2 separate regions of the Homo sapiens genome follow, and region 2 is linked to region 1. Evidence: read pairs that join two places in POLR2A ChIA-PET (ENCODE). Cell type or tissue: Panc1. All regions are shown on one strand.

The links. ChIA-PET counts read pairs that join two places held together with the same protein. Peaks named below come from ENCODE experiments on the same cell type or tissue, not always from the same donor. Only the 100,000 strongest peaks of a DNase experiment are listed, where the experiment ranks them.
Region 2: POLR2A ChIA-PET joins it to region 1 with 8 read pairs; 4 of 35 experiments call an interaction of 5 or more read pairs at or near these places.

Annotation. Positions count from the first base shown.
Region 1 is chr3:130,819,667-130,822,166 of GRCh38, forward strand. All of the region lies in intron 2 of LOC107986023 (a long non-coding RNA gene), which reads right to left. LOC105374107 (a long non-coding RNA gene) reads left to right here. Exons shown (of 5, transcript XR_001740494.2): 3 at 1,756-1,918. Among named protein-coding and RNA genes, the nearest start is that of ATP2C1, 73 kb to the right of the region's middle. In Panc1, no CTCF peak of the experiment used is centred here; a DNase peak (open chromatin) is centred at 1,445.
Region 2 is chr3:130,729,670-130,732,169 of GRCh38, forward strand. PIK3R4 (phosphoinositide-3-kinase regulatory subunit 4) reads right to left here. Exons shown (of 20, transcript NM_014602.3): 5 at 639-773. Among named protein-coding and RNA genes, the nearest start is that of PIK3R4, 16 kb to the right of the region's middle. In Panc1, no CTCF peak of the experiment used is centred here; no DNase peak of the experiment used is centred here.

The DNA of each region.
Region 1 (2,500 bases):
TTAGTGTAATAGCAGCTTCCCACTGACTAGTCTGTAATCACCATTCTTTCGTGGAACTCAATCAAGTATCTCATTACATAAAATACTGAACATTATTTTGTCATTTATTTCCTTGGTTTAACCTGCTTAAATAAATAGTTCCCCCAATTCAAAAGCAATTTAAAAAGCAACACGGTTTTGTAAATTGTATGTATTTTTTAAAGTTTGGGTGGCAAAAAGTAAATACCTTGTCTTCTTTTATACACACAATAGTATTGTATAGACTTGAGCTTTGCATGGACTGCCTTTATCTGCTTCTACAGTATTTTAATAAATTCAGCTCAGCTAAATTCTCTGCTTTCCTCCATGACCTTTCTTTACTGTGGCATTATCCTGCTGTGATTGATGGGAGCACTGTACAATGTACTGGCATATTATAAAAATTGTATTTGGGCTGCCTAACTTACTTTTGATGAAAAACTTTAGTATACCTGCTAAAGCAATCCCTATTCCCTATGAAGACCAGCTTGAGTTTCTATTCCCTTTTTCAATTTTTTTTATGAGTTTGAATGAACTTGGAATCCGTCTCAGACTCAGGAGCAGAACACACTTTATGTTTCTGCAGAGTTGTTTTTCATCACAAACCAATAAACAGTAGACAAAGCTCTCTGTGGAGTCTGCTCATCAAATCAGATCTATACTGTATCACTATTTAGACAAAATGAAAAAAGGCCAAGAAATCAGGCACATCCACAGATATATGCCAACCTCTATGATAAGGTTGTCATGACCCTGTCATGAGACAGGGTCTGTCTTCCCAGAAATAAAAAGATGATGGGACACTCTGACAGAGGTGTCTCATGCGTTGACAATTTTCTTCACAGAGGCTGTGCCATTGATCTATCTCCACTGCATTTCATTGGGAATTTAAATTATATCCAGACATGAGTATTTCTGAACTGACTTAAACTGAAAAATAGCCTTTAGTCTTTTTCTTCTTCTATGGACATTTGTTAAATCTTTGTTTGCATGTATATAGAAGCTGTCCTTAGGGGAAATAGAATTCAGCCCATGTAAGAGAGTATTGAGTTTTCATAGTATATCTGCCTAGGTTCACTCTAAGGGCTCTGCTGGTTGTTTTATCATCATAAACCACCTGGAATCTCTCAACAAGACTGGGTACTACGTAAATTACATTCCAAGACAAGAAAGCCTGTTTTAAACCCTCTTTCAAGAGAGTTTATATTGAAAAAAGGAAAGGATTCAATCATAAAAAAGTATGAGCATGACTTTGAGGGCAGTCAAAGGTGTCTCTAATCCTACGACTTGAGACTCATGTGACAGGACAATTCCATGTAGCAAAAGGGGCAGATGGAGAAAGGAGGGAACCTAGAAGTGCCAGGGAGGCAGTGTGGCATGGCTCTGATCCCTGCTCTGCCACATAGCAGTGATGTAATTGTAGTGGGCACTTCCTAAGGCCACCTCCAATGAGTCACACCCTTGCATAATCCTACATCCTTATGTAATCCTCTCCCTTTGAGTGCAAGTGGAAAGTCTGACTTGCTTCTAACCAACATAATATGGCAAATGTGATGGAATGTCACTACTGATGGAATGTAATTACGTTGCATTATATGGCAAAGCCGATTTGATGTCACTCCTATGATTTATGTATGATTTATGTTATGATATATAAAACTCCATCTTAGTTAACTAGGGTGAGAGACTTTGCTAGCTTTGAAAAAACAAACAGCCATATAAACTATCTATGAAAAGGGCCATATGGGAGGAACTGTGGGTCATCTCAAGGACCTGAAGGGGACCTCCAGCTGAAAGCCAGTAAGAAGTTGGGGCCTCAGTCATACAGCTGCAAGGAAATGAATTTTTCCAACAACCTGGATGAGCTTGGAAACAGATTCTACCCCAGTCAAGTACTCAGGTAAGGATACATCCAATCTGACACTTTGATTGAAGTCTTATGAGATCCTGTGTAGAAGACCTAGACCAGCCGTGCCCAGACTTCTCCCATGAGGACTTTGAGGTAATAGATGTATGTTGTTTTAAGGCACTAAATTTCTGGTATGTAATTTGTTATGTAGCAATAAAAAATTAATACAGTAATCTAGGAACAAGTTTTTTCTTTTTCTCTGAGTCTAATTCTCCCCATCTATATTATGGGGATAATAACATCTACTTATAGGTAGGTTTAATCATCAAATAAATTTTAGCTCTTCCTAAAATGGTAGTTGTTTTATTGTATTATTAATATTACTATTCTTTTCTGGGTACATGAGACCCAGAGCACCAGGCTAAGGGTTTCAGGAGTTGAAGTCTGATCCTGGGCCCTAGCCCACAGGAACCCAGGGAATGCCATGCATGAATAAAGAAGAAATACAGCCAGCTGTCCTGTCTCGACTTTCCTTGAGGCTGATACAGTGGTGCACTAAATCTTTTTCTATGATCTACTCTGTGCCCAGCAATATGCTAAATATGCTAGGCAGAGACAATACCAAGAGAAGTA
Region 2 (2,500 bases), 90 kb before region 1:
TCTAACAAGTAACAATTGTAGTTGTTTGCAGCATAAAATTCTAAAAAACTAGATTTCTCTAGTTTTTCACAACTAGAAGCATCTTGGAGAAAATTACATCTATTACTTTACTTCTAAATCTTTTACTCAACAAACATTAAGTAAAAATCTGTAAAGAGTTGTATAACACAAAGAAACCTAAGACAAGGACTTTGACATCAATAAGTTTACCATCATCACATCTGTTCCTTTATGGTTTTTTGTAAATAACAAATAGTATGAAATAAAAACAATTTATGATTGAGGATACTCAGAATATACTCACGTAAGGAGAAAAGGTTTAGCTTCTTTAGCTATGATGTTTCTAATTTTTTCTTTTATGAGAATTATATAATTCAGCCAGCTTTACTGTTCACACAAATCAATTCTGGCTGACAAACAATTGACTTTAGTATCCATGGTGACAAGCTGATTATTTTTGAGCAAGATAACAGTATATGAGGATAGAGAGAATAATTAGACACCAGGGACTCTTCCTATCTAATATATAGATCTGGTATTCCTTCACCTTACATGAAAACTACAAATGATAGTTTTACAAGTTAGCATCAGCAATTCATTCTAAATAACAGGAAATCTGGAAGAGAAAATTATACAACCTGTGTCATAATTTCCATTTGGATGTGTAACCTCATCTATTTCTTCATTATTGGGGTCATTTTCCATATTAAGATTTTTTAACTGTACTAATTCCAGGAATCTCAGAGCTGTTTCTGCCAGCAGAGCTATGTTTTCTATAAAATAAAAAGGAAGAAAATTTATAATTACAATCTTAACTCTCTGTAAAGCTTATTAACTTTTCCTCCCTGTCTTTATACATAAATAATCATAAGCCTATGGGAAAAACAGAACTTTTCAATTTAGCATTTAACTTAATCAGATTTTAGTAACCCAGCTCATAATCTGTAACTGTCTCCAAACCACTAGTCTTATTTTTGAAACACAGCTTAAAAAAATAATAATATAAAAATAATCTAATACCTCATCTACTGAGGACCAAAAAAAAAAAAAAGCCTAATTCTCTGCAGGGACTTACCTTTTAAACAGTATCCTTGACAAGTGAGAGATATTTATTAGACTAACAAAGAAACATCCACATTAAAATAACAGATAAAGCTAAGCTTTGGCATCAGAAAGACCTGGGTTCAAATCTCAACCTTGCCACTTACTAACTTGACCATTTAAGCAATCTGAGACTGTTTCTTCACATATAAATGAAAAGTCACAACTGCCTCAAAGAGAAACCATTGTTAGACTGCTTTACAAGTGATACTCAAGTTCTTAGTGAACCAAAGTGGCAGACTGTTTGCACATTTCTACAGTTGTCTATATCTTCTCCTTTCTCTTTCTGATGACCTACAAAGACTGTCTGATATTCCTCACCACTACAAAATAACTACTTCTAATTTCTGCTGTCACATTTACTATCAATTGTATCTGCTCTTCACTTACACTTTCTTCTCCTACCTTGCCTCCCACTTAACATATGTGTTTCTTAACATATGATCACAACCGGTCAAAGACTGTACTCTTTTCCTTCTTAGCAGTGAATAGCACTGAACGTAAAGTTTAACTACCTTAAACTTAAAATAACCTTACTTTTTCCTTGCTTTCCAACATCTCTGAAATCAAAATGTACCTTATGGCAGTTGAGATCTTTGAGTCAATCAAACACAATTATTCCCTTCATCCTGGGTCCCACTCCCCACCCCTGCTAGGTTCAACAATGCTCTGAATAGAATAAAAATTTACCTCTAAGTAAGCAAGATGTAAATACCCTATAACGCCTGCTCGCCCTAAAAATGGAAAAACTCTGGGCCATATCCTGATAATATGTCAAAATTCTAGATGAATATCCCCACTTTAATGAGCAAATCTTTATTAGGAAAAGTCTCTTACTTTCCTGGGCACCTCTAAAGTCTGAGTAGATCTATGCTTATTTCCCCTTTTAAGTCCATAAACCACAGCACACTTGGAAGTTCACTTTACACAAATCTGTACCAGCATCTATGATATTTAAAAAATACTGTAAAGAAACAAATGTTGATTTTAAACTTTTATAATTACTGACACATGTATTTTAATTATATTTAACCATACACATTCAAATACACTGGCTCTATTTTAAAAGACCGCAAATTAGCCAGGCGTGGTGGCACACACCTATAGTGCTTGGAAGGCTACGTTTGGAGGATGGCTTGAGCCTGGGAAGTCAAAGCTGCAGTGAGCCATGATCTCCCCACTGCATTCCAGCCTGGGTGATCACATACTGGGCCTTGAAGAAATAACAATGCAAGGTGCTGGCACTGACCCTGGGTTATCACGGACTCTCACCATAAAGACCCAGAAGACCAAAGAAAAGCAGGATTGCTTCAAAACCAAGGTGTAGAGCAGGAGCTCTGAGAACTGAGAATTAGACCGGATACATTTGGGTCATGTTATTTAGTCTCTCCTAACCCCA